Regions from separate parts of the Homo sapiens genome. Here regions 1, 2, 4, 5, 6 and 7 are each linked to region 3. A link is a loop called in an ENCODE intact Hi-C map of the cell type or tissue named here. Cell type or tissue: dorsolateral prefrontal cortex. All regions are shown on one strand. Region 1 holds the start of LOC105375988 (a long non-coding RNA gene). Region 2 overlaps SLC24A2 (solute carrier family 24 member 2). Region 3 holds the start of SLC24A2 (solute carrier family 24 member 2). Region 4 has its middle 130 kb from the start of SLC24A2. Region 5 overlaps SLC24A2 (solute carrier family 24 member 2). Region 6 overlaps LOC105375988 (a long non-coding RNA gene). Region 7 overlaps SLC24A2 (solute carrier family 24 member 2).

Region 1 (4,000 bases), 320 kb after region 3:
AGATTCATTAGAAGGAATTGGCTCACACAATTATGGAGAATGGGCAAGTCCAAAATCTGTGGAGTGGGCTGGCAGCCTAGAGACCCAGAAGAGTCTATGCTGCAGTTCCAGTCAAGGCCAGTAGACTGGAGACCCAGCCAGTCACTGATATTCCAGTTTGAGCCTGAAGGCCATCTGCTGTAGAACCAGGAAGAGGTGATGTTGCAGATGTAGTCTGAAGCCATCTGCTAGAGAAGTAGGAGAAAGTTTCTTTTGTTCTATTTTGGCCTTCCACTGATTGGATGAGACCTACCCACATTATGGAGGGAGCCTACTTTACTTAAAGTCTACCAATTTGGGCATGGTAGCCCACACCTGTAATCCCAGCACTTTGGGAGGTCAAGGCAGGAGGATCACTTGGGGTCAGGAGCTCAAGACCAGCCTGGGAAACATAGCAAGACCCCAACTCTAAAAAAAAAACAAAATAAAAAAGTTAGCCAGGCACGGTGGCATGCACCTGTAATCTCCACTACTTGGGAGGCCGAGGTGGGAGGATTGCTTGAGCCCAGGAGTTCAAGGCTGCAGCAAGCTATGATCACCATATTGCACTCCAGCCTGGGCAATAGATTGAGACCCTGTCTCAAAAAAAAAAAAAAATCCATGGCCAGGTACAGTGGCTAACCCCTATATCCCCAGCACTTTCGGAGGCTGAGGCAGGTGGATCACCTGAGGTCAGGAGTTCAAGACCAGCCTGGCCAACATGGTGAAACCCTGTCTCTACTAAAAATACAAAAATTGGCTGGGCATGATGGCAGGCGCCTATAATCCCAGCTACTCAGGGGGATGAGAATGGCTGGAACCTGGGAGGCAGAGATTGCAGTGAGCCGAGATCATGCCATTGCACTCCAGCCTGGGCAAAAACAGTGAAACTCCATCTCAAAAAATATATATATTAACTAATTTAAACCTTAATCTCATCCAGAAATGCTCTTACCTCACAGAAACATCAGAATAATGTTTGACCAAATATCTGGAAACCCCATCATCCAGCCAATTTGACACATAAAACTAACCATCACCCCATCTGAAAGTTAGATTTCGCCCTAATTTTGTATATGAGGAGACTGAGGCTCAGAAGGATTAAGTGACATACCCAATTACACAGCTGATTGGAGGCCAGGCTATAATGAAACCATACTCTTTCCGACTCCAGGAAGTTGGGGGCAAGATACGTATTATTGAATCTCACTTGGAAAGAAAGTGCAGTTCTCCCCTACCTACATTAATAACCCTCTAACTAGTATTCAGTCAGCTAGCAAGTATTTAAGCCCCTACTATACTCTGAGCTGTCAGGAAAGTAAAATCTTATTTTACTGTCAAGAGCAAAAAGTTACCAAAATGTGTAGCAGGTCTTATTTTCTCTCTGGTACAGGTGCTGGGCGGGAGTTGGGGGTGGGAATGGAAGGTTGAGTCACACCAGAAGTGGTCAGCAGTGTGGGGACCAGGAGCCAGGTCTGTCACCACTCCTGCTTTGAAGCCACTTTCCCTCAAAAGTGGGTGACCACGGGGAATATTAAGCACTCAGGCTCTGGGATGAGCACTGACATCAAACAATTCCCTTTCATAAGGGGGCTGCCTGCTGGGGTCCATTGAGAAAGAGGGCAGGCATTCCAAAAGCCACTTCTTTCAGCAGGATGTAGGCAGAAACTATTCCCTTAGACGACCAAAACGGGTCACACGGGTCACAGTCACACGGCAAATGTCCCAGAACCCTATCGCCCACGTTCCCCCACACCACGACACTTGATCTGGTGCATCTAGTACGGTTGTGAGTGTCAGTTTCACCCCCTCAGGAAGCCAACTTCTCCCTCCACCGCAGCCTCCAGGTTTGTCCCCAGACCTGCCAACTGGTGTGGCCGCCTTCCTTTTGGTGGGCTGCAGGACCACTGGTGACACCTAGTGACCAAGGCGGCAGTAGCAGCCGAGAACGAGAATTCCTGATTTTCTCTCCTGGTGATGAGAGTAATGACACTGCCCGCCCCAGGACCAAGGAAGTCCCCAGGGAGGGAGTGTGTGAGATTTTTCCAGGAGGGAGATCCCCCTCGGTGAGAGAAGAAAGTGAGGCATGATCAGGGCTCATGACGCCCTTATCATAAGTCATGTGGTTTGAACATTAAAAGGAATGTGACCTCATTTCTTATTCTAAGCTGATCAAGGGGCACCTATGTTAAAAAGCACTGAGAGGCTCTTGGCCTTTTCTTGATTCCAGTCCCCCAGAAAGGGCCAAGAGAAGACTTCCAGGGTCAGACCCCTATCTGAGACCCCCTTTGCAGCCCTCTCCGCTCAGCCACACATCACTGTCCCGTCCACCCAGCTCCGTAGCCGTTAATCATATGTGGCTATCTAAATTAAATTAATTAAAATTACATTGAAAACTCAGCTCTTCAGGCACACCAGCCTGAAGTGCTCAACAGCCACAAGTAACTAGTGGCAGCACACATTACAGAGCATTTTCGTCATCACAGAAAGTTATCATAGACAATGCTGGTCTGTAGGCTAGAAATTTCTTTCCAGGCATCTTAAGATTCTTTTTAATCAAAGTTCTCTTTGGAAAGAAGAAAAAGCAGAAAGCTGGGTGGAACTGTCATCTTGGTATACCGTGCTTGGAAGCACAGGCTGACAGAGAAGGGATTGACACAAATTTGGCTTGAACTGGGTTTTTTTTCCAGATGCCACTTTACCGTGCCTCTCTCCCAAGAACAGGAGCTGTGTGGGCGTGTGTGTTTCAGGCTGCGTTTGGCACTGGAGGTTAAAACAGGGCGTTCTCTTCCTTCTTGCTTTCTCTTCAAGAGAAATAACTTTTTCCTCAAACTTATGATAAAGAAGACAGTTGGTAAAAATGTTTGGGAACCTCTGGTTTGGGCTAAATGAAGGCTCTTTGGAGACACACACTAGCCAGATTATAAGGCATAAAAGAAGTCTTGGACGCCAGGGGACACTGGACTGGCCATCAAGATTAATCATCCCATGGGGTCTCTTGGTACCTCATTCATTCACTCATTCAACCAGCATTTACCAACTGCCCGTTATGTTCCAGGCACTATTCTAAGCTACAGAGATACAGCTGTAAGCTGAACAAAGACCTTCCCTCATGGAACTTACCCACAAGAATGGAGGAATCTGACCCACAATATAAATAATGGTGTCACATCAGTATCATGGATCCAGGCCAGCCATACACTGATGACAACAACAGCTGCCTCGTTTTGAATTCCATAATCCTACCACTATTCTGTACCAAGCACGGTTCACTCCGCTCTCAGTGGATTCTCATAGTCCTCACAGCTACCATATTAAGTCTCAGTTATCATTAGTCTCATCTTCCATTTATGCAAACACAGAGAGGCCAAGCAAGTAGCTTAAATCATACCACTGTACAGGCACGCACCATTGTTCCAACCCTGGTCTCACTCATGCCATATGGTAGAGGGAAAGCATACGTTGTCAAATATTCAGGGATTCTAGAACGTTGCAAATAGAAGAATAAACAAGACGTATCCAGTGGTAAAGACAGATACAGTGTGATGTGCCTCATGGTAAGTAGAAAATAGAAGTCACTATGGAAACAGAGGAAGGGCATATAAACCAGCCTCCAGGGATGTGGCCAGGGTGTTATCAGGGAATGCTTCCTGGAGGAGGTGATACACGAATGAAGTCCTAAGGGAAAAATAGAAGTACAAGTGTTGAAAATGTGGGGAGGGACAAAGGTATGCTGGGCAAAGGGAACAGAAGTGCCCAGGCCTAGAGGGAAGCAGGTATTCAGTGTGGGTTGTGTACAGTTTGGAAGAAGAAAAGTGGCCCAATGATGGATTTTACAGCCTGCTCAGAAGTATTCACTTGACTTGGAGGGTTTGGGGCAGTCATCAAACAATGCTGCAGATGAAAGCATGGTAAAAAAGAAAAAAAAATGCTCCTCAGTATCTACATCAGGAAGGTGGTCACTTGTCACCAGTCTGATATT
Region 2 (4,000 bases), 150 kb after region 3:
CCATTACTTTTATTGGCATTTCTAACACTCCACCTTATTCTCAACATGTAAATCTTTTCCTTTCAATGGGAGATGCTATTACTCACTAAGCTATAAGTTCACAACTGAGATGTTGAGGTGAACAGGAATGTCTTTAGTTGTGAAATGTGTCAGATGCAGTTTATTATTCACAATGACTCAAGTGCCCAATTTCATCAACTTACTTTTACAAATAAGAGAAATTTCAAAGTGATCTCAATACCTTCAGTCCCACTCAGTTGAGTTCCAACAAGCTTCCTCAAGTAGGAAGGAAGCAAAGATGTAAAATTCTATTGAATCTGTGGATTAAACACATCACATGATGGGTACATCGATGCACAAGTGTCACACATGTCAATGTCACCCTCATGTTTTGCAGAAAAAAATTTAAAGTTGACAACTGCTGTCCTAAGCAACAAGTTAATAGAGATATATTACAAGTTCTTTGCAGACTGGAGAGGCATACACAGATGTTCATAGTTATTTTGAGTAAATATATGTTACAGAGAGAAAGCTCAGACATGACAAGTCTGCCTACTCCAAAGGATGGAAGAGAGTTCGGGGCTGTTATCCTGGACACAGTGTCTATGGTTATAAGCCCTTCTCCATCATCTGACACGTCTGGATTAGGCTCACTTGCTGGCCCATCAATAGCAAACACCCTGCATACAGAGAAATATACCCCAAAGGATCTATGCTCAATTTGCTGCCATTTTAGGTACATTTCCATCAATTATTCAGATTTAGTGGTGGTACCCATTAAGTCTGGAATATCAGGGACTTGTCAAAAAATAAGCTAAATATACTTTATACAAACAAGATTAATTTTAAAAAACATGAAAACATCTGGCCTGAATAATGGGTCCTTTGATCTCTGCAGATAGTTCAGTGGGAAAGAGAGATTATACGTAATAGTTTTATACTATAGATAATGAGTTTAGTAAAATGCAGGTATGAGTAAGACAAATATTTATAATTTTTAAATGGGTAACATTTAGATAAAATATTCATATTAATAGGGTCCTGACAACTTACATTTGATATGCAAAAAGCATGCAAAATCAGTAGTTACTAAATTAAAATTTACTGGTTTTTATCACTGAATAAATCCACTGATTTTTTATAAGGCAGACGATTGATGAATTCATTCAGATATGTTAAAAAAAAAAAAAAAAAAAAAAGAATACTGGCCAGGCACGGTGGCTCACGCCTGTAATCCCAGCACTTTGGGAAGCCAAGGCGGGCAGATCACGAGGTCAGGAGATCGAGACCATCTTGGCTAACACGGTGAAACCCCGTCTCTACTAAAAATACAAAAAATTAGCTGGGCACAGTGGCGGGCGCCTGTAGTCCCAGCTACTCGGGAGGCTGAGGCAGAAGAATGGCTTGAACCCGGGAGGCGGAGCTTGCAGTGAGCCGAGATAGTGCCACTGCAGTCCAGACTGGGCGAAAGAGCGAGGCTCCGTCTCAAAAAAAAAAAAAAAAAAAAAAAAAAAGAATACGCTCTCATATAAACCATTCTCAAAGCCAAATTAAACAACAAAGCAAACAATGAAACAAACTCTATTTGGTCAATGTAAGCAGGACCTGTAGGCATAACTACTCTTTAAGTGGCCTCTGCATTAGTGAACTTGGTTCTCAGAGGAGTGTACAGTATACGCTTAGCTTGGAAAATTGACCCTGTGATTTTTGTACACTGCCAGCTGGTGTCAGCCCTGTGTAGGCCATGGATGCTAAATTCATACATGCTGAGCTCCAGCTGAGCTTTGTCACCAACCCTGTCTGCTCTGGCCCCTGCCAGACTGATGACTGGGCACATCTTCACTGAGATCACTCTGCTCCCTCTAATACCAACTAGCTGTACCTACTAAGATCTGCTGGCGTATTTCCTCCTCTGGTCCCAGGTCCAGCTGTGCAGACCCAGCTGGTAGGATGAGAGAGAATGTGTGTGTAAGCGTAAAAGCTGGGACATCTCCTAGTCTCTGTCCCACCTGGAGAGGCCCAGGCATATTCCAGCTCTCTCCACCCTGCAGCTTTCACCTCCCCAAAGCCAAGCCAGTCTCTCCCTATACCCTGACCTGGGAATTTAACACTCCTACTCACACACACTTCCCCTCCCTCCCAACGACTGCTCCTTCCACCGAGTCAGACTCTACCCTAATGTGTGGAAGCTATACCCTTAGTAGGCCTACTGAGGCTGATGCTGATTTTATTTAAAAAAATGAAGGCACATTTTGGCAAAATTGACAGGATTTGCTGGTGGATTGGATGTGGGAGAAAAGGAGAAGAAAAGAAATAAGCAGTAATTTTTTGGCTTGAACAGCTGAGTAGAATGGTAGTGCCATTCTCTACTGGAAGATAGCTGGAAGAGTAACAGGTTTGGGAATAGACATAATTTCCAGTAAATGTGTTGCTTTTATAGCCTAAACACATATATGTTAAGTATTCAAAAATGTTTAACCCTGTCTTTGCTAAAACTACAAAAATTAGCCGGGCACGGTGGCACGCACCTGTGGTCCCAGCTACTTGGGAGACTGAGGCAGGAGAATCGCTTGAACCCAGGAGGCGGAGGTTGCAGTGAGCCAAGATCACACCACTGCACTCCAGCCTGGGCGACCGAGTGAGACTCCATCTCAAAAAAAAAAAAAAATGTTTAAGTAACCTAAAATAAACAAGAAATGTGAAGATGTTTTGTAATATCTAAATTTGTGATTGAACTAATCCAAACAGCACAGAGAGAAAGACATCTTTGAAAGTGAACTTTGGTTTTGTTAAGTTTATTATGCCCACTAGACATTCAATAGAAATGGTGAGTTGGCAATTGGAATTGGATATGCATGTTTGGAGGAGACAAATTCAGAACTAGAGATTCTGTTGATGGAATTTAAGGCCAAGGGATTGTGTGAGAACACAAGAGGGCAGAGTTCCCAAGACTGAGAAGTCAGTAAAGCAGAGGGACAACCATGAGAGAATCAACAGGAGTAAGACAAATGCTGAGATGTCACGTAGATATGCAGACAGGGAAGTGGCCACCATCTTTACATCTGAATGGTCTTTGGTGACTTGGTCTGGACCAGAGCAAAATCACTAGACTGACGCATCAGCCTCCTAACTATTCTCCCAGTCCCCACTTTAGATCTCCCGCCAAACTACACAGCAACCAAAGCCCACTTGTATAACTTAAATCAAATCCTATCAGTCATTTGCTTTAAAACTTTCATTAGCTTACCATTTGAACTTAGAATAGAAGATAACACCCAGGGCTGGAATTAGGGTAAGGTGAGGATGGCACTCAGGCACAAAATTTAAGGGGGTACCCAAAATCTTGGTCATCAAAATAAATATTTTAATGCAATATTTAAAGAAACAAATTAGCAAACTACAGCTCATGAACCAGCTGCTTATTCTTGTAAATAAAGTTTTATTGAAACCAGGGCCAGGATTAGGGTAAGATGAGTAGGGAAGATTCAAGTGCAAGGTAAGAGCTGTCTTTACTTAAAATCTTGACATTTTGTTCATTGTAGATTTTATTTTGCACTAATATTTATTTTTTGAAATATTGCATTATGTTATTTATCTATAATACTGAGTTTTTTGGTACTGCCTTAAATTTTGTCCAGGAGACAAAGTGAGACATTCATCTCATCCTTGTCCTGGCTCTGCCAACCCCGTATCAACGCCTATACTTTCCAGTCAACTTGTGTAGCTTTTGTGGTCAGAAAACATAAATATTAGTTTATGCTTTCAAAATTTTTTAAACAACTTAAAATAAACCCAAGTAATATGAAGGTGTTTTTTATAGCAGTACAGAGAGAAAGGCATCCAACTTTAATATCTGAAAAGATAAAGATTCAACTTATTTTCCAAATGAATCTGCTCTTCTTTATGCAGTGAGTACTCAGCAAGGCACATGGTTTAATAACAGCAGGAGAGCCATTTTTAGATAAAACTGATGATGCTTTCATGGAAAGGTTCCAGGCAG
Region 3 (4,000 bases):
AGTTGAAATACTGTTTACACTCCCTTGCAGCTATGTCTTGTGACCAAGTCGTGATCAGTGAAATGTAAGTGAAGCATTGACAGAATCCCTTCCTAAATAAAAAGACAAAGCCTAGCAAGGAGGCCTTCTGCCTTTCACCCTTCACTCTTTCCCTTCTTCCTGCCTGGAACACAGATGTAATGCAAAAGAATAAACCATTTTGTAGCCATGAGGATAAAGCCATACATTAAGAAAGACAGATCAAAAGATCTGGGTTCCCAGATAGCATCTTGAAGCTATTTTATAAACCCTGGGCAGTCTGCTTTCAGACTTCTTTTTACCATGAGAAAAATAAATTCTTGTTTGGTTTAATCACCAAGAATGAATTTTTATTATGTGCAACCAAGTGCAAATCCCAGCCAATACAATCTATGGACTCATGAGGTCTTCATCTGGATCTCATTCCTCTTCTCACCGAATCAAGACTCAGGGTCATCTCTGAGCTGTAGGGGAAAAACCTGAAACCATAAAAATTCTAGAAGATAACATAAGAAAAACTCTTCTAGACATTGTGATATTCCCCTCCGCACCCCATGTAGCCAGAGGCACCTATTGCCTCAGGGAAGAATAGGATTGTTAAACTAGGAAAGTAGACAAAGGCAGGGTAAAAATAAAGCCTAATTGGTTACCCAGAGGTCCAATTTGTATAGAAAAGGCAAAATAAATGCACAATTGTTTTCCTTTTCCTAAAACAGTTTTGAAAATTATGAGCTGGTTCCCTCTGAACCATCAAGCAATCAATCTGTTCAGTTGTTTTTAAAATATTATCAATTAATAGATATAATCATGTTTGATGTGTTTTAAACAATTGCGATTATCTTTTTTTTTTTTTTTTTTGATGCTCAAATTAGCCCGTCTTTGGTCAGTGACAGCCTATTTGAATTGTCCCCTTCTTGACACAACCCTAGTGGTAGTTGATAGTTTTCTTGCTTTCTGAAAATATTTACAGATAAAATGATATGATGCTCTGGGATTTGCTTCAAAATGATGACATAGGAAAAAGGGGTATAGATGAAATATGACTGTCCATGAGTTCATAATTGTTCAAGCTGGTTATGGCCCCATGGAGATTCATTATACTACTTTCTTACATTTGTATATGTTTGAAATTTTCTAAATTAAAAGTTAAAGATAAAAAAATTCAGTCAGGCACCTATAGTCTGCAAGCACTTGGGAGTCTGAGGCTGGAGGATGGCTAGAGCCCAGGAATTCAAGACAAGCTTGGGCAACATAGCAAGATTCAGTCTCGAAAGGAGAAAGAAAAAGAAAAGTTGAGTCTTGAATGCCTGGCTTTGATTGGGGGGTGGGGGGAAGAAAAATATTTCTAAGTTCCCTAGGCTTCCCTTTACTTATTGATGAGTAGGCCCAGAGGTCTGACTACAGAGCTGTACTCTAAGTCAGAGGTCATGAGCTCTCAGGATATACCCATTACCCCCATTGTAAGGAGGGCATGAAGAAACCCTCTTGGATGGGGGAGAGAACAGAAGGATGGAGGGTAAGGAGAGGGGAAAATGTGCGAAAAGCTTTCAGAGCTTCACGAGTTGGGTACCTCTTGGCAGCTTTGCTGGTGGTCACAGGGTTGGGTAAAAGGGGTTCCCTCACTACCAATTTGTCTTACCACCGTCTTCCATTCTTTGGCCCAGATTCTAGTCTCTCATCCCCAACAAGCCTGATTCTATTTCTTGTGGTCAAGGGGATCTTGCTTTCCAGATAGGACAGGAAGGAGCACTGGGCTGGACATCCCGAGGCCAAAAGCCGAAGCCTGTCAGTGATTCAAAATGACACGGGGTTTTGGGTCTCACTTTCATCACCCATGAAATGAAAGGTCACCCTGCAAGACTGAAGCCCCTGCAGTGTCCCAAGCATCCAAATCCAACACTCAAGAAACCCTGGACCCCAACAGCCTGTCCTGCAGGCCTCCGTGCCTTTTCATTGAACGTCTTTTCCACCATTACACATCACATCGCCTCCTAAAGAAAAGCGCGACTGCTATCACTTTTTGCAGATAATTGGAGAGGCGGTGCCCAGCATAAGATGACCCCAAAGTTGACAGCACTTTCAGGCTTTGTGAATTAGGCGCGTCACCGACCTGTACGATTTCTCCTCTCTGCCCTTGCTCGCCTGCAAATCCTGACCCCCGTCCACACTGCGGAGAAATCTCCTAAGAGACGGCTGCCAGCGTCGCCTCTGCGCCCAGGAGGCGTGGAGCAAAGGACTCGGGAGCTGAGCGCGCTGCGGCCCCGCTCCCAGCGCACAGCGCACAGCCCAGAGGGAGGGGCCGGCGGGGGCCGGGCAGCGCCAGACTCGGAGCGCCGGGCTCACAGCGGCTCAGTCTCCTCCCGAACCCAGCCCGGCTGGCGAGAGCGGCAGCCAGTGCGAGCCAGAGCCCGGGCCTCAGAGCGGGTAGGCGGAGGGCCGGCGGACTGGAGCGGCGGGCCGCGCTCGGGGGCCCCGCCGTGTGCGCGTCCTCCCATCTTATCCTGGTAAGTGCGGGCGGCTGCGCCCCGCCTGCCGCTGTAGCCGCTGTGGCGGTCGTCCCCGCATCCCGGTTGCGCGCATCCCGTTGCTGCTCTGCAGGCTCACAGGTGGCTCTGCCGTGGATGTGGGCGCCCCAGGCCCCGCTAGGAGTTAGCCAACTCTCTGTGCTCCGGGGCGTGGATTTGGAGCCCCCGCCTCTCCTACCCTTGCTTTTGGCTTGGGATGGGGGGCGTGGGGCAGGGCCTGCCGTCGGGGGAGACGCGCAGAGGGGCGCTTCCATTCCCCAGCCACCTACAAACGACTCAGGGGGATGCGGGCCAAGCGCCTCACCAAATGCAACCCAGCTCCAAGCTCACAGGTGGGGCGTCTGTCCTTTAGATTTATTTTCCTATTAATCCACCAGGGAAAGTTTGGGACCACGCAAGGCAAAGTTGGGGCGCGGCTGGGGGCGAACATTCTCCTACGGAGGCAGCTCCCGGGGAGACGAGCGGTGGGTTTTCAGGGGGAGCGAGGATCGGGCTGGAGATGACTTTGCGCCCGGGGAGTTGAATCTGTCCCTGCTGGTCGCCCGGGCCGGGCATTTACACAATCCCCTGAGTGCTGTGAATCGCTTAATCGTTCCTGCTAAGCGTTGACGTTCGCAGCCACCTGGGAATCTCCGTGATGGGGTCGGGTTATCTCAGGAGTAGCAGCAACTCAGCGGGGTTGATTTGTGCTCTTGCTTTGCTCTGAAAACCTGAGCTCCAGCTAATCTCAGTATTTAAGTGGCGTGTGTTTAATTAGCTTATTTTACACCTGAGATTATCTCAGCGACTGCCTCCAAAATGAAATCGTTGATATGGAAAAGAATAGTCTTTTTAAAGAAAAACTAAAAAGAGAACTCTTCAGAATATCAGCTGTCAAGTCTGGCTATTTTACCCATCTCCTCCGTGGGATAGAGAAAGAAAACTCTGCTTTGGATATCTAACCTATTAAAGTCAGTGGTGGGGCTATTTTGGGCAGATTTTGTGGACAGAGGTATTGCTACAACTTGCGTATTGTTTATGAAATACACATGTGGTCTCTCGAAATAGCCTACTTGTTATTTCACTGCATTGGGAGTTCTTTGACTTACTAAGCTGCCTATTTTAAATATGACTAAAGGTTGTTTTTTTAAAAAAAATATTTAGCTGAAAACAATGTCTAGATGTTTAGGGAAGGCAGCTTGTGCATGTCACCAGAATTTTTTTTTGTAAACTTAAATTTGTAAAGGACTACTTTCCCGCATCTGATAAAGGAGAGACTTTTTATGAAAAATAAGATCTGATATCATTATGTGTGCAGAAAAAAGATCACTAAATTAAAGAATCACTCACTTTCCAAATGATAGGTTAAATCAGAAAAAGTTGCCTACAACTGAGAATTATGTAATTGGACCAAAAGTAAACAATGAATAATTGTTAGTTGCCAAGTACCTAGACAGTTCTGAAAGAAGTCTAGGTAC
Region 4 (4,000 bases), 130 kb before region 3:
GCACAACCACCCTAAACAAGCTGTCACATCTCAGCTGACTGAGAAGGACATCCTGGCTACTCTCATTTTTGTTTTCCTTACTCCTCTGCAAACAGTTTGATAGTAACACCCATTGCCTGAACCAACTGGGTATATATCCATGTTCCTTAAAGAAATTGTACAGCCAGCTGCTCTGCTCCCTCACAGGCATGACGGTGGCATAACGGAGTGAACACAGTGTAATTTCTGTTTGTTCATCACCCTTGCTACCCACTTCCCTTTAGAAATGATCCAACTCTCTGTAATCTCAGCCGTTTGGGAGGCCGAGGCAGGTGTACCACCTGAAGTAAGGAGTTCGAGACCAGCCTGGTGAAACCCTGTCTCTACTAAAAATACAAAAATTAGCCAGACATGGTGGTGCACACCTGTAATCCCAGCTACTCGGGAGGCTGAGGCAGGAGAATCACTTGAACCTGGGAGGCGGAGATTGCAATGAGCCAAGATTGTGCCATCGCACTCCAGCCTGGGCAACAAGAACAACTCTGTCTCAAAACAGAAAAAAAGTAAAAAGAAAGAAATGATCCAACTATCTATTTATTTGTCTTTGTTGGGGGATGTTTGGCAGATCACATTCTCCAAAGGTGACAACAACTATATCCCCATTTCATATGTTCTTCAACAATGTGAACTTGTCATTCCTCCATGAGTGGGGTGGGCTTGTGACTGCTTCAACCAAGAGCACAGCAGAACTGCGGCAATGTGGCTTCCAAGGTGGGCTAATAAATGACAAAGGACTGCTTCTTGATGTGTGGCTGGGTAGGTAGGGAGTGGAAAGAGCCAGGTCAGGAAAGGTCCCAGGGCGCAGGGGTGGCTGCTTTTCCTCATCATGGCTGGATACCATGCCTCCTCCATTCTAAGATACTGTATATTTTAAAAGTATTATCAATTCAATGAAGACTTTAAAGGAACAGAGTCCCACCACCTCAATGTTAAACGTGTCATCTATTATGTGATGCATTAAAGGAAACATTAAAATATGAAAGAAATTCATGAAATGCAGGAAAGTATGGTAAGTCCTTGGGTGTCCTTGGACATCTTTCAGAACATTCTAACAGTCTAAAGGATGGAAGGCTTCTAGGCCTTATAAATCCCTGACCTCCCTAGTGTGTGCCAGCCATGCCAATTTATCCACTAGGCACAGTGTGGAGGGCCCACAATACTTTTAAGGTCCCAGAAAAATGTCTAAATGTCTTTATTTCTTTTAACATTTTTTTTAAAAAACTGGTAGGTTAAATTAAATGTTTTATATATATAAATATATAATATTTAATATATAACAGGAATATATTCATCTTTAGGCCAACACACTCATAAAAATATAATTTTTAATATTTAAGATATTTCATGTAAATATTTATAAATATTTAAAAGTTAATATCTAATGTGTTTTATGGAGAAAAATCCTCATGCATTCAAGTTGTCTCTGATCACCTGAGACTCAGACATGTACAAGCTCCTCTTTTACCCTCTCAATATCCAGATCTCAAGGAGCCTCTAGGAATGAATCCCAGAAGGGATTTTTTTCCTTTCAGCGCTTCCATATTTGGAGTCTAGGTGGCCCCATTGCTCTAGAGTTAGCTGTGTGATGGGCTGTGATTTACAGTGACTGTTAGGATGCTCGCCAATCCCTCCTGTGAAGCAGGCAGAGGTTACTGCTTTCAGTAGAGACAGTTCAATGTGCACAGCTGGGAGGAGGCCTGGGATTTTTCATAGCTGTCATTCTTTTAAACCCTCAGTCCCCAAGGATAATCCCATGGAAGGTAAAACCTGGCCATTTTCAACTCTGCTTGAATTATTGAGCATGCTGGGCATGAAAAAATTTAAATGTCTAGGAAAATAAATAGGGTGCATAAAAAGATTTTATTGCATGTCTGCAAATCAGAGAAGAACACTAAATGGCTGCTTTTAAAAAACATCATAGGAATTCCCTGCAATTTGGTATGAGATCTCTTGGCTCCCCTGAAAATCATGGACTCAAATACTTAGTGACAAACTATCAGAAAAAATAGAATTCCCTGAAGCTATTTCATACTTAGGAAGATGGCTTATGGAATTTTTGAGTGAAACAATAAATTTTCCACTTTCAGAATCTTTAGGCTTTTAGAATCTAAAAGACTGGATGGTTGCTCCTGAAACAATGGGAACAGGCTGATGCATCCAACTTTATTTTCTCTAGCTGCTTGGAGAAGGACGTACATGCAAACATGCATGAACAGAAGTAGATGAATCAAGGTACATTTTAAGACCACAAAAACCCACTCATAGGATTCTTGGGAAGGAGCGTCATTTCTTATATTTCTGCTTTTAATTTGTCTTACATCAATAGAGACTTCTTAACCCTTTCCCCCTCTCTTGGCCACTTTGAAAAGTGATTTGCTCCTATCACATTAAATTCAACTTTCATATCAATAAGATATCCTTTTTGTATTGTGAATTGCCAGCAGGGCTTGGAGTCTCTTTTTACAAGGTGAAAAGAGGCCTTGTACCGTAGAGTTCCCTGAGGAAATGCATGGTTAGACATTGTGTTCTCTCTAGGCAAATATAAGACCCCCTCAGCTAAACTTTACCGAAATGCATTCAGGTGAGGGATTTAAATGATCCCCCAAAATGATGATGAATACATTTTTCTCTGTATGCATGAAAAATGAGGTTTATTTTTCAATTGAAGTGAGATTATTCAATATTGCATATTGCACATGGCATGGTAAGTTCTAAATTTTTTTTTTTTTTTTTTTTTACACGGAGTCTCGCTCTGTCGCCCAGGCTGGAGACAGTGCAGTGGTGCAATCTTGGCTCACTGCAAGCTCCACCTCCCGGGTTCACGCCATTCTGTCCCTCCCGAGTAGCTGGGACTACAGGCGCCCGCCACCATGCCTGGGTAATTTTTTGTATTTTTAGTAGAGACGGGGTTTTACCATGCTAGCCAGGATGGTCTCGATCTCCTGACCTCATGATCCGCCCACCTCGGCCTCCCAAAGTGCTGGGATTTCAGGTGTGAGCCACCATGCCCGGCCATGTAAGTTCTAAATTCTTAGTGAAGATAGTAAAACTATAGAAAGGTCATTAAATGAAATTTTATCAAATAAAGGTGAGGAGAAGACAGGTAAATGGTAACCATTTACTACAGGTGCACTGTTGGTGGCAGGTTGATGATTTACTTTGGAACACCCCCCCCCCATAATAATTATGAATAAATAGTATATGCCATGAGTCAACATTATTCTAAACTTGTTACTTATATCGACTCAATCCTCACAACAACCCTATGAGGGTAGGTAATATGATTATCTTTATTTTATAGATGAGGGAACTGAGTGCCAAGAGATTAAATAACTTGCTCAGGGTCACATACAAACAGGAGCAGATCTGGTTTGAACCCAGGTTGGCTTTAGACTGTATGATTTTACACTCAGTCTTCTGTCTCTCACATCCGGCTCCCGATCGATACACGTCATGTAGGTTGTATAGGTCAGTCATTCCTAGAACTCACTGTTGTGTCGTCCCTTACTGCCCAGGACTCTCTAGTTGTAGATATGTGTCACACACAGGCTAGTGGGAAGCGTGGAGAGTTAACACTCAACCCTGCCCTAACAGCTCTCAACCAATGCCCAGGGAGACGGCAGATAAATACCAGCTCACTGCAGGTGGGCTCCTTTCAGGCTCCCAGAGGTTCCCAGCAGGTAGCCCATAGCGGTACGTTGGCCCTCAGCGTACCCAATGCTGGTTTGCTTCCCTCCCCTGTTTCACTTCCTCACTTCCATGGCAGTACTTCCTGGGATCTCCTCCCAAATAAACTGCTTGAACTCAAATCCTTGTCTCAGGGTCTACATCTGGGGGACTCAGTCTAAGACATGGACTTTGTATTTAATAGTTTGAAAAATCACGACTGATGAATTAATCATTGGCAACTATGAAAATTGTCCAAAAACTAACTCCGTTTCATTCTGCCATACTGCATTGA
Region 5 (4,000 bases), 140 kb after region 3:
AGGGAGAGGGAAGATGGAGGAGAACCTCCAGATTCCACAATGGAGCAATCGAATGGGCAGAGAAGTGGTGCCACTAACCAGTTGAGGAGAAAACCATGTTCTCCAGGTGGTCAAAAGTCATGGTCTCTCACACAGGAGAAAAGGCTGTGGTTTAGGAACCCTTAGCTTCCTGGGAGCACACAGGTGCTGAAGGGCAAGGCAGCCAGGCCAAATATCAGGATCACACTGAAGCCAAAGGTCCAAGCAAGACAGAGTACAAACTCATGCTTATTCAAGCAGCAGGACGAATGCATCTCAGAAACATGTGGAAGAGCGGGATATCAAAGGCTACATTCTATATGATTCCACTACATTCTGTATGATTTCCATCCTATATGAAAGTCTTGAAAAGGCAACACTGTAATAACCAAAAGTGGATCAATGGTTGCTTGGGGTCATAGGTTGGGGATTACAAAGGGCCATGGAGAAACTTCTTTGAAGTGATGGAAATGTTCTGTATCGTGAGTGCGGTGGTGGTGGTTACACGACCTTGACATTTGCCAGAACTCATCAAATTGTGCACTAAACATGAGTGACTCGTATGTAAATTTTGCCTTAATAAGGCAATTTTTAAAAGTCAGACACATAGTTTGGCATAGATGTAGAATCACTCACAAAACACCTTGGCTCTGAGGCTGCAACTTTGAGGGCCAGCAGGTGAGACTGGATACAGGGTATAAGGGAGATTTCAGCATTTCAAGCATCAGCTGTCACATTGGAATGTTTATTCCACAAACATACCATGTACAACTACTATATGCCAGGCATTGTGCCAGGGCCCAAGTATACAAAGATGATAGATGAATGACAACGTTAAAGTCAGGACTTGGAATAAAAGTCTAAACTCAACTCCAAGCTCAAGATTCTACTGATATTTGATATTTTATATCAAGCTTGTCAGCATAGCCATTTGGGTAACTTCAGTAGATCAACTTTTCACCTGGAAAGAAAGCTATTGGAATGAAGACTATTGATCAGCATTGGTAAATCATGAGGATATGCATTCACACACAGGGATATTTATCCTTGATGAGCACTAGCTTATAGTTGCATCCATTCAGCACACTTCTTGAGCACCTATCATGAGTCAGGCACCAAAGAAGACACATATGTGAATGAGTCCCCAATCTCAAGAGGATTATGAAGGGAAAAGACAGTCTTACTACTGTGATCATAGTCAATGATTGCACGTGATTAAGTGTCCTAACAGAACGTCAATGAGCTACAGCACACAGGAGAGTGTGGACACACTTCTGGCCATGCTGTTGAGAAAGATTTCAAAGACAAGTCTTGTGTACTTTGTTATCTGAGACTGGCCCTGAGTGTAAAAGGCCTCTGTCCTCAAGGGAAACAGGCTTACAACTTAGCTGTACATGTCCAAGTTTGGGGGGTGAGCAGTGAGGCAGCCCGAGGTGAGCCAAGTTTATGATAAGTCATTTTCAGGTCTGAAGTTGGAACACTGTGGGTAAACCAAAGCCAAGTAAGATGCCCTATGGGAAGGGTTGCCTTTTCCTTGGCAGATATTGAAACAGGATGGAAGAGAAGGTTGAAACAGGATGGAAGAGAAGGTTTGTCTCATCGTTCTGCTCACATAATCACAGTGCCTGGCACATAGCAGGGGCTTCACGAATATTGGTTAAATGAACTGAATGGATGAATGATCATTGAATCTGGTGAGATAAACTACAAAGAGGAAAAGCTGATTTCATGGATGCTAATTTTGAATAGGCACGAGGATCTGAACAAGGGTGATTGTATTAAATTCCTATTATTACCAGTATAAATTACAACCAAATTTGTGGCTTAAAACAACACATATTGATTATGTTAAAATTCTGGGTGTCAGAAGCCTAAAATCAAGATGTTGGTTGGGGTGTGTTTCTGGAAGCTGCAGAGGAGAATTTATTTGTCTCTTTGCCTCTTCAATCTTCTAGTGAGATTGAGCTGCATTCCTTGGTGTGCGTCCCATTCCCCCATCTTCAAAGTGCATCACTCCAGCCTCTGGTTTCATGGTCACACCTCCTTTTTCTCTAACTCCATTGCCTCCCTCTTATGAGGACCCTTGTGATTACATTGGGCCCCACCAGATAATCCAGAATAATTTCCCCATCTCAAGATCCTTAACTTAATCACATCTGCAAAGTCCCTTTTGCCATATAAACAAACATATTCACAGGTTTCTGGGGTTAGGACAGGACACAGACATCTTTGGAGACCAGTATTCAGCCTACCATGGTAATATCAAATTCTAAAATGTTATCTTCACCAAACAAAAAGCCAGGAGCTAGAGGAAGTACCCTACCTCCAAAACTGATGAAACATGAGAGTATAGTAGTCAGTAACTTCTAATCACATGCAGATTAAATATAAGGTACTACCAATTAGCTTTAACAATAAAGATTCAAAAAGATTTGAAATTCCTCTCTATGCAGAACACTTAGTATAATTTTATGGAACAAAGTAGTGTGGGTATCTCCTGTAATCGAGCAATTTACTTGTGAAATAATTCACTCACAGAGGACTGCCCAAATGGAAGAGAAGAACCAAGATTTGCAGGGGAGGAAACCCGTGTGGTCGATGAATGAAACTAGGAATGAAAACTGAGTTATAAGAGCGCAGCTGCTGAAGCCTGCGGCGCATGTCATAGAGAAACCTGTAAGAATCAGGAGCGGGTAGATGCTGCTAATGCAGGCACTGTCATGGGTTTGATGATCCCAATAATTTTTAGGGCCCTCAATCCTAATCTTAGCTTGACCCTAAACCTCCTCATCTGCAAAATAAAGGCATTGGTTATATTATCTCTAGGGTTTCTGGCAGCGGTATGTTTTTGTTTTGCCTTTTGACCTAATTTTAAAAAGTAGTGAAAGTTTGCTTCCCATAGACTAACACTATAGGGAGAAAACGGGGAAAAGAGAGAAAGAAATTGATGATGGTGGGCGTGGGGGGTTCCCCAGCAGCAAACCATATTTCCTTGCTGTCTAATGTCATGTTTTTCCCAGGAGGCCTCACTGGCTACAATGTGAAGTGCTGTTAAGAACATGGGTTCAAAGTTAGACTGCCTGAGTCTCAATCCTCATTCTATTCACCATATGACCTAGGGCGAGTTGTCTAATTTCTCTCTGTTTCATATATTTGTACATAAAATAGGAATGATAACATCACCTTCACCATTGGGTTATTATGAGAATTGAAGTAGGCAATATATGTAACATGCTTAAAACAATGAGTAGTACCTAATAAGTACTATTATAAGTATTCGCATCTTTATAATTAGATGTGATTAATGCTGACGTGCTTTCCACTTAGGGTGTTGTAGCTTTACTTAGAGGGCTTCTTGCATACCATAGGATAACTGCAGATGAGGTAATCGGGGCTTCAGATCTGTGCTACCTAATACTATTAGGTCTACATCTGAGCTTGTTTCTGAAAAGGTACTAATTTTCCAGTTTTCAAATTTTATAAGGTGGCACATTATTTATCTGTGAGGAGTATAGATGTCTTATCAATACAAGTTGACCACTTAACTATGAGATCTCTTCAAATGTAAGCTAAAGACATACTTCTCCACTTCAGAAGCATTTCAACCCTGCCAACAGAAGTGACTTTATAGACAGCTATTTGATGCTGGCATACACACACAAACACACACACACACACACACACACACACTAGAAGCTGATGTTTACAATGCCTGTGAATTAATTTTTATTTCGGTTGTGAATCCTAGTTGCTGTTTGTTTCTGTATTTTTATTTGTGTGTGTGTGTGTGCGCGTGCCATGTTTTGTTTTCTCTGCAGATGGCCTGGCTGTCTGTGAAAAATTGATCCACTCCAGAACATTGCTGTTTTAATGAGGCCAAGGTCACAGCTTCAATTCCCATTTGGCCAGTTAGCTTTGCTCTCTCTCCCTTTCATAGCCACAAGCTGCTCCCTAATCATCACACCCAAGCTGTTTCTCTGGG
Region 6 (4,000 bases), 300 kb after region 3:
CTGCCCAGCCTGCTGCCACTGGACTGTTTGTAAGGTGGCTATCTTGTCCAGCACACCACCACTGGACTCTCTCCCCTGTATGTGAGCCCCTAATAAAACCCCCACATTGGCCGGGCATGGTGGCTCATGCCTGTAATCTCAGTACTTTGAGAGGCCAAGGCAGGAGGGATCACCGGAGGTCAGGAGTTCAAGACCAGCCTGGCCAGCATGGTAAAACCCTGTCTCTACTAAAAATACAAAAATTAGCTGGGTGTGGTGGCACGTGCCTGTAATCCCAGCTACTTGGGAGACTGAGGCAGGAGAATCGCTTGAACCCAGGAGGCGGAGGTTGCAGTGAGCCAAGACCACACCACTGCACTCCAGCCTGGGTGACAGAGAAAGACTCCATCTCCAAAAAAAACACCATGTCTCCTTTGCTGGCTCTGAGTCTCTTCTTCAGCCTCCTGAACCTAGTGCCTTCCCTATTGAGGTTAATAGGGGTTTGGCACAACACAAGGCCAGGCCACTTCTGCCCTGACCCCCTGGATTTGATCTAGTTTTTTTTCCTGGGGCCACTGCTGACTTCTTCCCCACAAAGGATGCCCAGGTGGCTGCAGGACTTCCTGAGCCCACTTTACCATCCTGATGACTTGAGTCTTTTCTGAACTGAGCCATTTTGTCTGGGGTCTTGGATCTAAGATGTGTCTAAGATCTTGTGCCATCTCCTTAAGGAGAAAGGGTTCACTCCGGGACAAGAGTAGGGTTACACTAGGAGGGTTCCAAACCAAATGAACTCCTGAGACCACTGCAGAGTGGCTCCTCAACCAGGAGGTTCAGAGAACTTCCTTCCCTGTGAGCCTCAGGAGAAGAAATTGTCAGGAGTTATCGCTCACTTGTGACAGAACAGGTGCTGTCTGACAGGAAGAAGATAAATTGAAACCCGTGTGTGCAACTGAGAGAGTATGAGTGAGTTCATGCAGGAAAGACAGCACTAGACCAGGAAAAATACTCCTCAGAAAATCCATTACATCCACAAGCATGTGGGCCAAGTCAAGGGGTGTCTATTGAAAGAAAGGAAACTGTTCTTGTTTTAAGGCAACATTAAATCCAAAGATCCTGGGCTGTTCAGACAGGGAGTTAAGGGGGACTCCTTCCTGCATCTCCATGTTGAATGGGGCAGAGGGAATGGGAATATGGTTACTGAGCTGCCAAAATAGAACCATCTTCCCTCCTCATCGGAACTTTGCCTGACAACCTTCTCCGCTCGGGTTCTTTACTCCGCTTTTTCTGTTGGGGTTGCGAAAGGGAGAATCATAATCTTCCTATCAGCTGCTTTGACATCTGCCGTAGTTTGGCAGGAACTAATCTAATGACGAGAGACTGACTCAGATTCTTTCTGGGAAGAGGCATTTTGGGGACAAGAAAGCAAAAGAGGATATGTGCGAGCAAAGCCCCAGAAGTCGGCAGCGAGAACAGGCTTCCCAGACAGCCACCTCCCACAGTCACTGGGCATTGCCAGGTGGCCAGGCTGTGGGGTGGGGGCAGTCCCCTCAGCCACGCTGAAAGCAGGTGGGCGTCCAGCCAACACCGCTGCTACACCCCAGGCCGCCTTCCTGAGCACCAGTTGCCGAGGCAACCGGGGTACTTTGCAAATATCTTTTTTAGATGTGACTTCCAGAAAAAAAGGGCAAGGTGACAAGAGGGATGGAAGGAACAGAGAGATACCAGGCTGACGCTTGACACTGAAAATGCAGCCAGAAGTTCTTGGTGCTGCTGCCCTCTACAGGCAAAATCGTAGATTACGACGCTCACCCACCAAAAATGCCCTGAAAATGAAATGTCTCACTTTCCCACCAAGTAGCCTGGGAGTAACAAAACAGGAGCAGGGATAGGGAAGGCCCAGGGGTCCAGCTACAGCCATGGTATCACCAGAAAGGGAAGAGACAATTTGAGAAACACTAGGTCAAAAGTCAAATGTTGCCAGTTCTGGAAATTGCTTGGTAATAATGTGATTGTACATACAAATGCAAAAGCAGGCACTGAAATCTACATGCTGCAGTTGGCTTGGAGACCGTCATCTATGCCATTCATGCACTGCCAGTTTTGTGGGGAACCTGGTGGTAAACCACTGGTAGACCACCTGCTTCTGGCTGGGAATTTTGTATGTAGCAGAGCAGCTCCCTCGCCGTCCTCTATTGTAAGTCAGCACTTCTTGATACAAGGGTTTGTAAAAAGAAAAAAAAAAATGAAGGAAACAAAGATAATCTATAATCCACAATCGGGGTGAATCTTTTCTATTTTGACAATGAAATCACAATTATAACAATGTTATAAGGAATTCTCATGCCCTCAAGAACGTGCTGGGTATCCTCTGTGTAAAGCAAGGATACAATTTAATCTTTGCTTATAAAAATGCTCCAGCTTCCATGACTCAGGTACACTGCAGACCGCCACCAGGAGTAGCAGCACCTGGGAATGCATACACAAATTCCCAGGCCCCACATCAGACCTGCAGACCCTGAAACTCTGGGGGTGGAGCCCAGAAATCCGTGCTTTGACAAGCCCTCCAGGTGATTCTGATGTCCACTAAAATTTGAGAACTAATGATTTATGTAACAATTATTCATTTGAAACTCCAAATATTACTCATTTCAACACACTCATTCATTTCAGGCAGTGACTGAGAGAAGAAATGAGTTGAGATAAAGGCAAGGTGTGCAGAAGAAGCAAAGCCTATCCCCTCCCTGCCTGGGCAGGTATCACAATCTTAGAATCTCAGGATATCACAAATTCCCCTCTCTACCATTGAGGGAAAGGTGATTCCCTCTGCTCCTGGCCAGACCTTCAAGCTCAAAATGAGCTTCTAGTAATACAGGTGATCTAGGGATTAAGAGAAATAGGTTGTTTGGCAGGAGGTGCAGGACAAAGGAGGTTATTGCCAATTGAGCACTGATGCCAGAACTCTCAGAAGGACCCTGTTATGCAAGTAGAAGTACCCCATTAACAGACGCAGGAACTGAGCCCTTAGGGAAGTCAAATGACTTGCCCAAAGTCATCTCACTACTTAGAAGAAATGAGATTAGGACTAAGGCCCATGTGACAAAGAAGACCATGTCTTTCTTCTAAATTCTACTGGGCCACTCTTAGCACTGTCTAAAAGAACTGTGATAGAAATGTCCTTTGTCTGTAGCCACTAGCCACTCGTGACTATTGAACACTTGAAATGTTGCAGGTGACCAGGTGCTGTGGCTCACACCTGTAATTCCAACAGTTTGGGAGACTGAGGTGAGAGAATTGCTTGAGGCCAGGGATTTGAGACCAGCCTGGGCAACACTGTGAAAACTTGAAACAAAAAAAAAAAAAAAAAATTGGCCAGGTGTGGTGTCTCATGCTTATAATCCCAGCACTTTGGGAGGCCAAGATGGGCGGATCTCTTGAGCTCAGTTGTTCAAGACCAGCCTGGGCAACATGGTGAAAACCTATCTCTACAAGATACCAAAAAAAAAAAAAATTACATTAGCTGGGCATGGTGGTGCATGCCCATAGTCCAACTACTGGAGAGGCTGAGGTGGGAGGATCGCTTGAGCCTGGGAGACGGAGGTTATAGTGAGCCGAAATCACAACACTGCACTCCAGACTGGTTGACAGAGTGACAGTGAGACCCTATCTAAAAAAAAAAAAAAAAAAAAAAAAAAAAATTTAAATTCACCAGGTATGGTGGTGCCTACCTGTAGTCCCGATTACTCAGGAGGCTGAGGCAGGAGGATCACCTGAGCATAGGAGTTTGAAGCTGCACTGAGCTATGATACCACTGTACTCCAGCCTGAGTGACAGAGCAAGATCCTGTCTCAAAAAAAAAACAAAAAACAAAAAAACCACACACACACAAAGGAGAAGAAAGGAATAAAGGAAGGTTGCAGATGTGGTGTAACTGAGAAACTAAATCTTTCATTTATTTTAAATTACTTTAAAGTAGTCACATGGGGTTAGTGACTATTCTATTGCAGAGTGGAGGATCATA
Region 7 (4,000 bases), 88 kb after region 3:
GATTTGGAATGAAAGGGCTCGTGTTTGAAGCCCAGCTCTGCCATTTACTGAGTATTGAAGAAATAAGTCATGTAATCTCTCTGAGCCCTAGCTTTATCATCTGTAAAATGGATACAGTATCTGCACTGCTTACTAAGATTCTAATCCATCATGTCATTTCCAAAAATTGTAAATAATTCACCAAAAGTCTCAATGTAGAGTTTGTATCTAAATTTGATATAAGATATGCGAGTATCTCTCTCTCTCTTTCTCTCTAGTACACACACTTACACACACAAACACAAAAGAATGTATCTCAAGCTCAGGAACTTTTACCCAACAACAGTATAGAAAGGAACTGAACAATATTGTTTTGTTTTCATTGCATTGCATTTATTTACTTTCTTTTTAAAAATTATTATTTTTTATTTGCAAATATAAATGTATATATTTATGGTGCACAACATGATGTTTTGCTATATGTATACTTTATGGCATGCCTAAATCAATGAATTTATTTATTTTCTATTTATGGCAAGCAATATTTGTTTTCTAGGTATGGTAGTGATATGAAGTTCACTTTTTAAATAAACATTTAAATTTTAAAAGGTAACTCAAGATAAAACACTTGGTAGTTAGTACCACGTAAATTAAGAAAATATGGCAAAATATCATGCTGATGTTATAAAAATGACTGAAGTTTGGGCAACATCTAACTATAGGAAGCCACTGCCAACTATAATGCAAGACGCAGACATCAGTTGTTATTGTAGCTATTATTATGTAAACTACTGAAAGACCAGTTCTGGGAGCCCTAGTTTTAATAGATTCTCAATAAAAAATACTCAAATGTAATTTAAAATAGAGCAAAAAGTCAAGTTTTCTGTTATGCGACAAGTCACCATGGGTTGTTAAATCTTGCAGAACCCCAAAGTGTATCGAGATCATTTGTTTGTGATGAAGTTAGATACAAATGTAGTGAGGGGCTTTATCAGAATAACTGAGATGGCTCAACATATATCAGTTCCAACTGGGAGAAGGTTTGTGAATAGATTGCTTTGCATAAGACATTATTCTTCATTATGAAAAACAATAAACGTTTTAGGAGCACCAAGTGTACAGAGAATGCTGGCATTTGACTAAAACCTGCATTCATGGGAAAAACAAAAGGTTTACTGTCCTTCAAATCATCATGATTAGTGCTATTGTATTAGAACTCAAAGCAAGTTCACAGTTTTCCATTTCACTCTGAAATCTCTCAAAAAAGGAGTTTTATTAATTCTGTCTTTACATGAAGAAATAAAATCGGTCAGAGAGAGATTAAGTGATTAGTCTAAGATCATGTGGTTTTTTTATAGCCAGAATGAAAAACAAGAGATTCTGACTCTATGTACCTTGTAACTTTGTTATCGTTTTCCATCCACGGTAGGCTACTGCTAGTCTTGGAGTATTAGATGATTTGACTCAAGTATTCTAGATTTGGATTGTGCCAAAGTGGGATTAAATTAGATGGATTAGATCAAATGGCAGGATTCAGTTAAATTAAGTGGGATTAAGATGAGGCCTGATATGATTGATTTCAGCATAGTGTGGAGGAATTTTCACCAGCACATTCTCCTGTCTCGGTTTTGATTATAAAGAGAAGAGGAATTCAAGAAGGCTCCTTCAAAGAATAAGCTGACCACAGTTTGGGTCTACTTGTGCCAGAAGATTGGTCAGCATCCTGCAAAGCAATAGTGTACTGTCTTCAAACCTGCGTCTTTATTTTAGCCCAGTAAGGTCTATTTCAAACTTACGGCCTCCAGAACTGTTCAGTAATAAATTCATGTTTCCTTAGGCCTCTTTAGTTTTTGGTAATTTTTTTACAGCAACAGTAGGAAACTAATACAACACAGCTCAGAGTTCTTCCACCCAAAGTGCGGGGGAGCTGGACTGTTTATGTATCAACTCCTACCGGTTGTGGACTAAGTGCTGCTTGGCATGGGGGTATGAATTCCTTAGCACTCAACTAAAGGTGGGTAGACGCTGGCAGTTAGAAATCAGCCAGAACACAGTGAAGTGCTAAGACTCTGGAAAAATGGACTGGGCACTAGCGGATTCCGCTACAATATGTCTTTTATCTGCCTCTTCCTTTTTAATCTGTCTTCACAGTCATGGTACATGCAGATCATCCCCTTCGATCAATCTACTAGCACCTAACAGGTTAATCTTCCCTAAACAGGGAGGGCCTTCAGTGGGTTGTTCTCTTTCTCAAAAATCTTCAACATTCCCACAAGAAAAGATTCTTATACAAGGTAGACCAGATTTCAAATAGTAAATTAGGACTCAATCCTCTGATACTTTAATCTTAGCTCTTGAATTTTTAAGTTTGGGTATACAGAATGAACAGCGAGTATTCTTGGATATCTATTTGTGTACAAAGTTCCAGGCTTGGCATACGAACCTTTGGAGTCTTGAAATGTTGATCCGTTAGGTCTGCATTTCTTAGAATAGCAGTAACACCATGAGGAAGTGAGAAAATTGATTTGAAAATGGAGAAGGTTAATTAAAGGAAACAAAATTTCAAAGCATGTGGTTGTCAGTTGACACTACAGAAACCAGGCCTGAGAAGTTCTGAGTTCTGCACATTTACAGAATGTCACAGGTATATTTAGATAAATCCAGAATCTAGGGAGATCTAATTGCTGAAATAATTTCAGCCTACCAAAGCAAGGACGTTCTTACCCTTCCTACTCTGCCTGCCCTAAAGGAAAGTGCTTAGAGTTTCAGAGCTTTCTGTGGAAAACTTCAGGCTCAAATGACCCCATAAAATTTGTCCACAGTCCTCACATTGATTTTCCCAAGTTCTGCTTACTTTGTGTTTGCTGTTTGTCCACATCGTAAAAGGGTGGAGAAAGGAAAAAGAATCCATACATTTTTAACATATCAAAAAAACAAAGTAAATAATATGCTTTAAAATTAGAATAGAAAGTGCTGATGCCAGAGCATTTTTTTAAATCCTTGTTTCAGAGTAAGAGTGGAGTGGGGAAAGACAGAGCCTAAGAAAGGAAGAAAGCTAACATTTACTGAGTCCTGCAAAAGGTGTTTAGTTCACATCCACCTTCTGAAGAAGCCAGTAATATCTCTACTTGACAAATTGTGAGGCTAAGGCTCAAAGAGGTTCTGTCATTTAAGTGATGTCATAAAACCAAGAAGTTGGTCATTTGGGATTTGAGTGTGTTCTCTGTCTTATCTATGTCTCAGGTGAGACATAGCTTGCATTTATATAGTACTTTTCAAAGCATTTTTCTTATACTGTCTTTAAACTTCATCTGTGAGGCAGACGTCAATTGCCACATTTTACAAATACAATTACAGAGGCTCGGGACTCTTTTGCCCAGAAAGACACAGCCAGTAAGCAGCAAAACAAATCTGGGTCATGGAGCTCAGGTCTCAGGACCTCTCTAGTGCACCCGTGTGTCCTAACCAGAAGGGGCTGAGTCATTGGTGTCCTGAAACCAGTCAGGAGCAGTTAGTTTATTTCAGAGAATCATCTAGTCAGAAAAAAAAATTTAAGACTTACTTTTATTTTTTCTAAATTATTAAATAATGGAATCTCCTTGCAGAAAATTTGGAAAACATACAAAGGAGAAAAATAAAAATCATCTGTAATACCACCCCCCAGAAATAATCACAAGTATTAATTTGATACATTTCTTTCCAGTGTTTATGATACAGATATGCATCCATACTGTATTTTTAGAAAAGTATTTTTAGAAAATGCATGTCATATATAGTTTAATATGCTGGTTTTCTAATTAACATTGGATGATGAATATTTTCCCAGGTCATTAAGTAATCTTAAGAAACTGCCTCATGTATCATAATATTGCATGAATGTAACCGTAATTTAGTGAAACATTATTCACTTACTGTTGAACATAATTGTTCCTGGTTATAAGCCTGTACATAATGCTGCAACTTTGGTATCTAAACACAAAATTTTTATTTCCAACAGCAGTGGATGAGAGGGGCAATTTCT

The links. A loop is a pair of places that touch in the nucleus more often than their neighbours do. Peaks named below come from ENCODE experiments on the same cell type or tissue, not always from the same donor. Only the 100,000 strongest peaks of a DNase experiment are listed, where the experiment ranks them.
Region 1: it touches region 3 in a loop (4-fold over the local background); 2 of 110 quality-filtered maps call a loop at or near these places.
Region 2: a loop joins it to region 3, with 4 times the contacts of the local background. A loop is called at or near these places in 5 of 110 quality-filtered maps.
Region 4: a loop joins it to region 3, with 6 times the contacts of the local background. A loop is called at or near these places in 3 of 110 quality-filtered maps.
Region 5: it touches region 3 in a loop (2.8-fold over the local background); 5 of 110 quality-filtered maps call a loop at or near these places.
Region 6: a loop joins it to region 3, with 5 times the contacts of the local background. A loop is called at or near these places in 7 of 110 quality-filtered maps.
Region 7: a loop joins it to region 3, with 3 times the contacts of the local background. A loop is called at or near these places in 4 of 110 quality-filtered maps.

Annotation. Positions count from the first base shown.
Region 1 is chr9:19,469,928-19,473,927 of GRCh38, reverse strand. It overlaps LOC105375988 (a long non-coding RNA gene), which reads right to left and starts at 3,826. Exons shown (of 7, transcript XR_007061431.1): 1 at 3,428-3,826. In dorsolateral prefrontal cortex, CTCF peaks have their summits at 1,736 and 1,939 (motif pointing left); DNase peaks (open chromatin) are centred at 1,917 and 3,277; H3K4me3 peaks cover 471 bases; H3K27ac peaks cover 4,000 bases.
Region 2 is chr9:19,640,186-19,644,185 of GRCh38, reverse strand. The region is part of intron 2 of SLC24A2 (solute carrier family 24 member 2); the gene reads left to right. Among named protein-coding and RNA genes, the nearest start is that of SLC24A2, 150 kb to the left of the region's middle. In dorsolateral prefrontal cortex, CTCF peaks have their summits at 1,724 (motif pointing right) and 2,921 (motif pointing right); a DNase peak (open chromatin) is centred at 1,775; H3K27ac peaks cover 4,000 bases.
Region 3 is chr9:19,787,407-19,791,406 of GRCh38, reverse strand. It overlaps SLC24A2 (solute carrier family 24 member 2), which reads left to right and starts at 2,370. Exons shown (of 11, transcript NM_020344.4): 1 at 2,370-2,522. LOC124902128 (a long non-coding RNA gene) reads right to left here and starts at 2,248. Exons shown (of 2, transcript XR_007061432.1): 1 at 2,129-2,248; 2 at 347-482. RefSeq lists an enhancer at 2,807-3,454. In dorsolateral prefrontal cortex, a CTCF peak has its summit at 2,309; DNase peaks (open chromatin) are centred at 2,286 and 3,006; H3K4me3 peaks cover 3,001 bases; H3K27ac peaks cover 3,373 bases.
Region 4 is chr9:19,920,295-19,924,294 of GRCh38, reverse strand. It overlaps a transcript of SLC24A2 not described here. Among named protein-coding and RNA genes, the nearest start is that of SLC24A2, 130 kb to the right of the region's middle. In dorsolateral prefrontal cortex, CTCF peaks have their summits at 1,395 and 1,595; a DNase peak (open chromatin) is centred at 1,654; H3K27ac peaks cover 1,291 bases.
Region 5 is chr9:19,650,531-19,654,530 of GRCh38, reverse strand. The region is part of intron 2 of SLC24A2 (solute carrier family 24 member 2); the gene reads left to right. Among named protein-coding and RNA genes, the nearest start is that of SLC24A2, 140 kb to the left of the region's middle. In dorsolateral prefrontal cortex, no CTCF peak of the experiment used is centred here; no DNase peak of the experiment used is centred here; H3K27ac peaks cover 3,680 bases.
Region 6 is chr9:19,491,036-19,495,035 of GRCh38, reverse strand. All of the region lies in intron 4 of LOC105375988 (a long non-coding RNA gene), which reads right to left. Among named protein-coding and RNA genes, the nearest start is that of MAP1LC3BP1, 30 kb to the right of the region's middle. RefSeq lists an enhancer at 1,530-2,053. In dorsolateral prefrontal cortex, CTCF peaks have their summits at 1,547 and 1,751 (motif pointing left); a DNase peak (open chromatin) is centred at 1,615; H3K4me3 peaks cover 1,065 bases; H3K27ac peaks cover 4,000 bases.
Region 7 is chr9:19,699,351-19,703,350 of GRCh38, reverse strand. The region is part of intron 2 of SLC24A2 (solute carrier family 24 member 2); the gene reads left to right. Among named protein-coding and RNA genes, the nearest start is that of SLC24A2, 88 kb to the left of the region's middle. RefSeq lists an enhancer at 3,865-4,000. In dorsolateral prefrontal cortex, no CTCF peak of the experiment used is centred here; a DNase peak (open chromatin) is centred at 1,910; H3K4me3 peaks cover 1,064 bases; H3K27ac peaks cover 4,000 bases.